2 separate regions of the Homo sapiens genome follow, and region 1 is linked to region 2. The links are chromatin loops, found by intact Hi-C in ENCODE. Cell type or tissue: OCI-LY7. All regions are shown on one strand. Links, peaks and the distances in the headings refer to the core of each region. The heading gives the core; the rest is flanking DNA.

What was found. Peaks named below come from ENCODE experiments on the same cell type or tissue, not always from the same donor. Only the 100,000 strongest peaks of a DNase experiment are listed, where the experiment ranks them.
Region 1: it touches region 2 in a loop (11-fold over the local background); 1 of 110 quality-filtered maps calls a loop at or near these places.

What each region holds. Positions count from the first base shown.
Region 1 is chr14:38,230,996-38,235,886 of GRCh38, reverse strand. No RefSeq gene overlaps it. Among named protein-coding and RNA genes, the nearest start is that of CLEC14A, 23 kb to the left of the region's middle. In OCI-LY7, for the core only: no CTCF peak of the experiment used is centred there; a DNase peak (open chromatin) is centred at 2,456; H3K4me3 peaks cover 875 bases; H3K27ac peaks cover 2,650 bases.
Region 2 is chr14:38,124,992-38,129,882 of GRCh38, reverse strand. No RefSeq gene overlaps it. Among named protein-coding and RNA genes, the nearest start is that of SSTR1, 80 kb to the left of the region's middle. In OCI-LY7, for the core only: no CTCF peak of the experiment used is centred there; DNase peaks (open chromatin) are centred at 1,912, 2,322, 2,902 and 4,342; H3K4me3 peaks cover 3,704 bases; H3K27ac peaks cover 4,000 bases.

The DNA.
Region 1 (4,891 bases), core at 330-4,329, 110 kb before region 2:
TGACTATAGAGGGGCCAGGACATTATAGCCTGTGCTGAGGAGTTTGATTTTTTTTTTAATTTTTTTACTCTGGTAAGAACACATAATATGAGATCTATCCTCTGGACATATTTTTTAGTGTACAATACATTATTGTTGATTATAGGTGAAATGTGATATAGCAGATCTCTAGAACTCATTCATCTTTCTTACTGAAACTTTATTTGATTATTAACTCTTTATATTCCCCTCTCCCAGCCCCAGGCAACCACCATTTCACTCTTTGATACTATGAATGTGACTATTTTAGATACCTCGTGTAAGTGGTCTCATGCAATGTTTGTCCTTCAGTAACTGGTTTATTTCACTTAATGTAATGTCCTCAAGGTTCATGCATTTTTTCACATATTGCAGAATTTCCTTTTTAAGGCTGAGATCCTGATTTCAATTCTTTTGGATAAATACAATTTATTTGGATAAGAAATAGGATTGTTGGATCATGTAATACTTTTATTTTTAATTTTTGGATTTTTTTCTAAGTGAAAGTCCAGTGAAGAGTTTTAAGCTAGGGAAATACGTGATCAAATTTATGGTGCTAAAAAATTACTCAGCTATATGGATAATGAGTTTGGGGCATGGAGGATTAAATACCTCCATGAGGTAATGTAAGCCATGTAAGCAAAGGAAGGAGGGGAAGAGTCCTTTGGCCTCTGGAATGTGGCCCCAGAACTTCTGATGCCTAAGTGGGTCATTAGAAACAAGTTGGTTAAATAACTGATGATTGAGTGGGATGGCATTAACCTGCCATTTTATTTATTAATATTAGTATTTCTGCTTAGTTCAGGGGAATAGAAGAAGCGAATTTTTGCCCAACAATCCCCTAAATACAACTATTCCAAATGGATATTTGTACTTGTTTCATCAAAATTACATTCTTTATGTTCCAACCTCTTCCAGCCCTCAAAAGAATACGTTTGAAGTCTAGATTCTCAAGTCAAATTTTGCCAGGCAGCTTTACTCTAGTTCATTCCCTTCAGAATCTAGAATGCCTTGATAGGCTATAAGTGACCTAATTTGTGTTCACTATGATGGTAAGCACATGAAGTCTCTTGGTGAGTTTTTATCCCAGGCAGGGGCTGTTACATAATGATGATGACAATATCCATGTCCTCCCCACCATAAAAGTGTTTCATAGGCCTTGGTATCTGAGGCCCCTAAAATATGTTCTCTTCCTGTCTTTTTATACAAGTCTGCTTAGATTAGAAGGAATCTGAGAGCTGTGGTTATTGGGCAAATTAGACCAAATTGGCAGTCAGAAGTGTTGATGTGCTTGGACAGTTAAAGTCTTCTAAAAAAATCAAAGTCCTTTTGTGTTGGTAAAAGAAGGCAGAAGGAAGTGGCTGGAGAGATGATTTTCATCCTGATTATATATTTCGCATATTCATTACTTCTGTAAGCATCAGCTGGAAATAACACTCCCTTTTACCTCCCCAAGTTACTACCAAGTCATTAATGGCAAAAAGTGCTTGTAAAATAGAAAAAACAAAGAAGCAAACAGAAATGAGGACTTGTGCTGACTGCTCAAGTAGCTCTCCTGCAAGGAAAGCCGCAGTGCTAGGGCAGAGCACTCCTGAATGACTGGAAATCACATGGAGGCAGGCTCTAGAAGGCTGCAGGTAGGAGAGTTACCCCCAGCTATTCACAGTCCACTCACAAGTAACCTGTTGCTGCAGTCACTCAAGTTGTTCAGCCAGTAAAGCCATCCCTCAGTAACCATCGGGGATTTGTTCCAAGACCCCTACAGATGCCAAAATCCTGGGATGCTCAAGATCCTGATATAAAATGATGTAGTATTTGCATATAACCTACGTACATCCTCCTGTAGACTTTAAATCATCTCTAGATTACTTATAATAACTAATACAATGTAAATGCTATGTAAATAGTTGTTATACTGTATCAGTTTAGGAATAATGACAAGAAAAAAGTCTGTACATGTTCAGTACAAGTGTAACCATCCATTTAAAAAAATATTCAATCTACATTTGGTGGAAGTCACAGATGTAGAACCCACGGATATAGAGAATTGATTGTATTTATCAAGTGCCTCCTGTGGCCCAGGTCTTATCAGTCAGTACTTTTTCTAGATGTATGAATAATTATTTGGTGTACAGGAATTGCTCCCACACTGCTGTGATCCAACAATATCAAAGTGTGCAGAGGAAAGAGGTATGGCAAAGGACAGGAAAGGTGGGTTCTAGGTAATTAGGCTCTAATCTGAAGAAAGAAAAACCACCACAGCAAAATGATTTAGTCTAGTTTATAGAGCCTAGAAGGAAGCTGAAGACTTTCATGATGTAGAGAAATTTTAGACAATAGAAAAGCCAGACTGCTCCTTTTATTTCTGGTAGCATGAAACACTCTGAAGTGTGTCGGACCTGAGAAACACTCTGAAGTGTGTCGGACCTTTAGAAGCTCGTTTCACTTCACTGAGATTCACAACACCTGCTGCCAAAGCTGTAGCCTAAACTTGCAAGATGAAAAATGTCCTCTGTCAGGCGCAAACACATATTACTGGTTTGCATCATATGTCATTTGTGACTTGAGTAATCATGAATGTGAAATGAAAAAACAAACTGTGGTGTTGTAGACTACGAATTCTGCTTACCCTCCTTCTGAGATACACTATAAAAGAAGACAGATAGAAATGGATCTATCATAGGGTGTCAGAGCAAAGGCATTTGTCAAAAGAACTGGAAGACGTGTGTATTATAAGTTGTTCCTGTACATTGTACCCCAGATATGCTGATTATTTTGCATTATTAGCTTCACTCAGCCAAGGGAAGATCAGCTCTTTAGTGTTAAATTGTTATGTTTGCAGTTTCAAAGAGGAAAGGAAAGGATGAGCATGCATTCTTATTACCTATGAGAATGAAGTGCCTTCCTAGTCTTATCTTTTCTGGTCATTATATCACAATTCTCTATTCTGCCAGTGTAATACCCTAAGATTTCAACGTTTATTTCATATAAGGCAAATCTTAAAATGAATATAGAGTTGAATGTATAATAATTTCAAATACTGATAGCTAATTATTCTCTAGAGTACCTCTGTGAGTAAGGTCAAAAATCTTTATGCAGTGGAATAAAAAAGAGACAAGAGGGTTAAACTCAAGTGAAATACTATCCCTTTTTAGCTATGACAATTGATGGAATAGATTTTGTGTTGTCCATACAATGTGGATTATTTGGATGTAAATATAGTAATTTGGTCACTAATGCAGATAACCTTTGGGGTTTAATAATGAAGTTGGTGTCTGTTTTCTTTGTGCTGCCATGTCACTTCTCCCCACTTGAAACATGAAGACTTCTTTGAAGCTCGTATTAGACCACCTTTCTTACAGCTGGCATCTACCAACCTCCTGGCCCCTTCCTCTTATCCACGGAAGATTTCATTATGTGAATCTGTCATGTTCTCCACTCCTATATCTGCCATTTTTATTGGTGACTTCAATATGCTCATGAAAAACTCCTCCAAAACCCTAGCCTCAGTTCTTTGGCCGCCTCCACTCCATTTTCAGTGTCCTTTTCCCCTATCATACAGCAGCTACCCACTCCCATGGTTGTACCCGTGACCTTTTAAATCACTGATAATTGTACTGCTCCCTCAATTTTCTGTATCTAATTCTTCAGACTTCCTGCCCATCTTTCTCTCTCATTCCTACTCCAGCTATGCTTTGATCTTAACAAGTTCTCCAAATCACTGATCTTTATTCTTGCTTATTATTTGTGATCTCTCATTTTTTCCTCTTTATTCACCTGATATTTCATACTACATCATTATAGCAACATTCAAAAATACATTTAACTCTCTTGCTCTTCTTTTCCACCATTTTATTTTCCATAAAAAACCTCTAACTCTGGTTATCTTTTATTCCATACAGGCAGCTGAACAGGCCTGGAGAAAAGCATGAATTTCTCCTGACTGATTTCAATTTAAACTCAGGACCACAGATCTTTACTGGGTATTCCATACTGATTTGTTATCCTTATACTTTAATCAGAGCTCACTTCCCACTCTCCAAAGTAAGATTGTGTCACAATTTTCATATCTCCTCAGTCTTCCAACCTCCATCCTATGATGCAAATCACCCTCTGTGCACCCACTTTCTCATGTTTTCCATTACCAGAGGTGATGCATCCCTGCTTCTCCCAAAACCAGGCCCTGCATGCATGCTCTCGAACACATGCCTCTCCTAATTCAGGACTCACATTCTGAAAAATCCTTTTGTTTATCAATTTATCCCTCTGTACTGATTTATTCCAACTAGCATAAGCAGGTTTCTTTGATTTTATCCTCCAGCTTCTACTGTATTTCTCCGTTCCCTTTTGGAGAAAAACCTTTCAAAAAGTGTTGACTATGTTGCTACAACCATTTTCTCTCCCTTACATTCTTTCCTTGGACCACTCTCTATTCTTCTGAAACTGTGCAATATTAGATCAGTAACAACCTACATTCCGTCAAATTTAATGGTCACTTGATCGTCCTTATCTCACTAAATTTCTCATAGGCATTTCACACTGTTCACCACTCCTTTTTATGGAACAGTTTCCTCTGCTAATTTTCCTCCTTCCTTGCTGGCTATGTCTCCTTTCCCGGCTCACCCTCCTCTGCTCAATCTCCAGTTTGTCTCTGGAATATATCTTTCACATATTAGGTCCTCAGCTGGGAGTGTCCTGTCCCTCTGACCTTCCCAGGACAACCTCCTCCATGTCATTCAATACCTGCCTTAAATATCATCCACTCAGAAGGGCATTTTCTGACCACTCAATCTTAGTGTCCCAGAAACACTAGTTCATATCACCTTGTTTTATCTTTATCATAGCTCTTAACATGTTTCTACTTACTGTATCT
Region 2 (4,891 bases), core at 363-4,362:
CGGCTGTGTCTAGAAGGGGTACTCATGACTCCGGGAGCCCCAGAGGTCATGTGTTACAGTGCTCTTTTAGCTTTGCCATCCACCAACATCTTAAGTGTTAAACAGCTCAGTGTGACAGCCCTCTGTATCCCAAGCTCTTGTTCAGCATCCAGGAAGAATCAGGTCACATGAATGAATTGAAGATGACAGATATGGGGGATTTTATTGCCAATGAAAGTGGCTTTCAGAGGGATGGAGAGCTGGAAAGGGGATGGAGGGGAAGGTGGTCTTTCCCTGAAGTTCGGCCATCCCCAGCAGCTGTGTCCTCACCCAAATCTCACTTTGAATTGTAACTCCCATAATTCCCATGAGTTGTGGGAGGGACCTGGTGGGAGATGATTGAATCATGGGGGCAGTTTCACCCATTCTGTTCTCATAGTAGTGAATAAGTCTCACGAGAGCTAATGGTTTTATAAGGGGCAACCCCTTTCTCTTGGTTCTTATTCTGTCTTGTTTCACAATGTAAGACGTGCCTTTTGCCTTCCTCCATGGTTGTGAGACTCCTCAGCCATGTGGAACTGTGAGTCCATTAAAACTCTTTTTCTTTATAAATTATCTGGTCTCAAGTATGTCTTTATCAGCAGTGTGAAAACAGACTAATAGACCAGCCAAACTCTTCTCTGGGGTCCTGCCACCAAGCCATCCCTCTGAAGTCAAGCTGCTTCTCTCTGACATCTGGCTGCTGCTTCTCTCTGACATTCGGCAGCTTATTCTCTTCTGTCCTTCTCTGCTGCTTCTCAGCTTGTGGAGCCTGGGTACAGGATGGGGGGCGGGGTAGGCCAGGTGGTTTTGGAAAAGGCAACATTTGAGTGGGAAAACAGGGATGTAAAGTTCTCACTTTGCACCACAGTTCTAGGCTTTAGGGTAGGGCCCACAGTATATCATTTAGGTTGAATACATGGGTTTAGAACTCAGCAGCCCAGTTCTGCCACTAGCTAGCTAAGCAACCTTAACTTAGTCACTTAACTTCTCACAGGCCTCAGTTTTTTCATCTATAAAGTGGGTATAATAATACCTGTCTTCCCAGGGTGAAGTAAACAATGTAAAGTGATTAGGTCAGTGTCTTGTACATAGTAAAGTACTCAGTAAGTGTTAGCTAAGTATGTCTATATATCCACCCATATATACATTATGAAACATTTTCAGAGCTTCCAGAAACTATTAGAAATATATTCTTGAGTCCTCTAGTTCCAAGGATACAGTCAGATAACTGCCCTGAGACACAAAATGAATTGCTAAATCCAGCGAATCCAGCTAATCCCCACTCTGTGTGTCAAGTGGTACTGTACCTGAAAGTTTTAAAGCCAGGGGAAATGTTTCTTGTTGTGAAAATTTACTAAAGGGCATGTCTTCCCCAGTGAACAGTCACCTTTGCAATACAAAGGTGTTCCTCATAGGAGGATCATACTTCTTTCTAGCCTATAAATTAATTACAAATCTTTGCCATGAGAAATTCTACAAAAAAGAGAGGAAAATAACATAGATATTTTGCTCCTCCTCAAAGTAAAATATTACCATATTTAAAATCAAAAATTAAGTATTGACTGAATTATTATCAAATTAAATATCATTAAATTAAGTATTGGTTAAGTTAAATATTGATCCAAAATGACTCTAAAATTAATTTCTCTGAAGCAAGACAATAGGAAGACAGCCTGGTGAACCATGATTACCATACTTGGGAGCAATGGGCTTTATTCTTGGCAACACCTTTTCAAGCCTGTAACACTTCAGGGATTCTTCTTAACTAGCTGTGAGATATGGGTAAGTCACCTACTTCATTGGCCATTGGTTTCCACTTCCGAGCACTGGGCAGGTTTGGCCAACAGATGTTAGCTCCCTGGCAGCTCTAACATTCTTCGATTCCATGTTGTGCTAAGGCAGGCTGCATTACACAGCTTTGTGGAAAGTCCTCCCTGAAGTTGTGCAACTTGGCAGATGAGATTCTAGGACAACGAAAATGACCAGTGAGGAAATCAGGCAGCTCTGAGCTTCACCTTGCTTTTAAGCACAGGAACTGGACCAAATTCCCTTCCAGGGCTCCTGTGATCCCTAGCATTCCATACCAGTGACCCAAAGCTCTTGCCTTTGAAAAATTATAGTTAGGTTCCACTTGGAACTGCCAAATTAGTAGAAAAATTAATATAAAGAAACAGCATCTGTGAATCTCTTCCTAATAGATGTATAACTGGGTTTAAAGTCTCTGACACATTTAGACTGAGTGCTAAGTCATCCGACCATCTGGCTCTAGGACAGTTATGCAAAGAGCTCATCTCCACCTGGGCGCTGAGAGCATCTATTTTAACATCCTGCTGGGCAGGTGCATGCAGAAACAGAGATGGAGATTGGCCCAAAGTCAAAAGCCAAAAAGATCTGAAAAACACTTGGACTGTCTAGTGAAAATTCTGTCTGTGAAGCAGTAAGCTTGAGGTAAAGAAAAGCTGAATGGCTGAAGGAGGAGGATATAGAGTAGACATTAATGAAGAAAGCCTTTAGCTTAGACTGAAGAGAATAACTACGCTGAAGCTTTAGCTGGCCTTTTGAAAATCCATTCTCCTTCAGAATTGCTAGGAAGAGATGACTTTGAAAATGTTCCTGATACCTGTTTTCATGTTAATGCTGCTGGTCACTATCACCTGATTCCTTTTATTGCCAGTTGGCATTTTGAAAATGTCTGTTTGCATGGGAAAATGTAGTCCCTGGATACATATTCATCATATATTTGTGCTTCAGAGGTAACTCACACCTTTAAGTTTGATTACATTTCCTTAACCAAATACAGATTTCTACAGCTCCCAGGTGTCCGGAGTAAATTTGATAAAAACAAGATTCCCACCCCCGTGCCAGGCTGTGAGTGGCTGTTCTGCATTACTTGCTAGTAGAATAATCACTTGGATGGTGGATTACACTGCCATGCACTCAGTTCACGCATAGAAAAGCCCCCTCCTTCCATTTTCTCCACTTGCTTACTGATTGCATTGACAGGGAAAATACAATGTGTCATTTGGCAAGTAGAAATATGACTTTAAATCCAAGTATCATCAGGAGGGGTGATGTTTTCACTGGAATTCAAGGGTTCAAAGAACCAGAGAATTCGTCCCTTCTTCATCTTTCACAAAAAAGAGATTTTGATCTTAGATATTTCTATATAACCCTGAAAAAAACCCCAAACTTCCCAGAATACTAGAAATGTGTTAGCTATATATTAAACTTCTAGATATGTCATACCCCATGAGGTAGATGGGAAAACATGCCCTCTGCATTGCCTCAGCTCTTACACCTTCTGGGAACACAGGTTCTGATCAATTTCTGGGCTGTGGCTCAACCCTCATGTAGTGCAATAGAACAACAATAGGGAAAAGCTGCTATTTTATCATCACCTGCTATTTTCCAGGCATTGTTTTAGGCATCCCTCATACATTGTCGCATTTAATCTTTATAATGCCTCTGCAAGGAAAGCATGAAGGAATATTTCCTATTTTATAAATGAGAAAAATGAGCTGTGTAAGTCTGAATGTTTCAAGAAACAGACATCTAGTTGGGATTAAAACTGCAAGAATCTTGTTAGGGAAGATGCCTGTGTTAAAGGAAATAGGAAGGGAGTTGGAAAGCCATCAGACCACAGTCAAGTTTGCTCCTGGATAAAGAGGAGAAAGAAAATATACCCTCTAATATTCTGTACTCTAAGGAAGGTTCTGCAATGTTGCCAGGGAGTCCTTGAGCTAAGAACAGTAGACCAAGGAGTCCTTGAACCAAGGTTGCAGACCAAATGTTCCTTGTCTCCCAGGAATAGGTCTGCTTCAGTATCTGGGTGATAGATTTCAGTAGCTGGGACCTTGATTGAATCACTCTCCCTGAGGGAGGAGGTCTTCGAGGCTCATTCTCATGGCTGTTCAGTAGGTTCAGTCAGCTGAATTTGCACCGGATCTCACAGCTAGTTGCTGGCAAAGTAATAAACCTGTCAGTCCAAGCCCTATCCTCAGACGTCCAGACGTCTGTGAGTAGAATCCTAGAGGTGCCAAACACTGGGCGTAGGCCCCTTACATGTTCTGCATCTCACTCAGGCTCCACAGCCTGCAAAGGCTGGCGCCATGAAGCTGCAGTACCCGGAAGCAGGAGACAGCTCCTGTCAGAGGCAGCCTGTTGCTACCTAGCATGCTGCTCTCCCACCGCTTTAATAATTTGTTATAAAACAAACAAAGTCACCGGGGGAATTGCTGCCAATGGATAATGGCCTCCTGCCTTGCAATTAAGCGCTGACATTCAGCTTTGCCTCACCAGTCACAGTATATTGCTGCTTCCTGTCCCAGTGTTCTCAACCATGAGCGTTTTCTGCTAATCAAATTTATTATCCTATGCAGCTGATCTTGACATTCATTTCCTTTTCAGCTTGGTGGTGAAGGTTTAGAGAACATAATTTTTAAGCTACCTGTTCTCTTCAGCCCAACATTCATATAACCTACAAAGAAACACAAACAATCTCTAAATAGAGCAAAAAAAGCTCCAAAAGTTTATGTTGGTAAGATATCCCAGTTGTTAATGGGATTCAGTGGCAAGATAATCTTAGGAAGTGGATAAGGAAGTGGAGACTTGTGGAAGTTCTTTTCATGCCACCCTGAGCTGATTTCCTACTGACCCCTTGACTAGAGGTTCAGATCCATAAGCCTTGCCTTCTGATATGACATCCTGTGGAATCCTGTGGGATCCTGTGGGATCTAATACACCTCTCAATTCAAATAGTAACTCTCCCATAAGAGTGGCTACTTCCTTAGCATCCCAGGAGCTTAGAACTGAGCATTACCCCAAGCTCTGAAAAATCATATACCTATTCCCTTGGAAGAGGAGATAATGA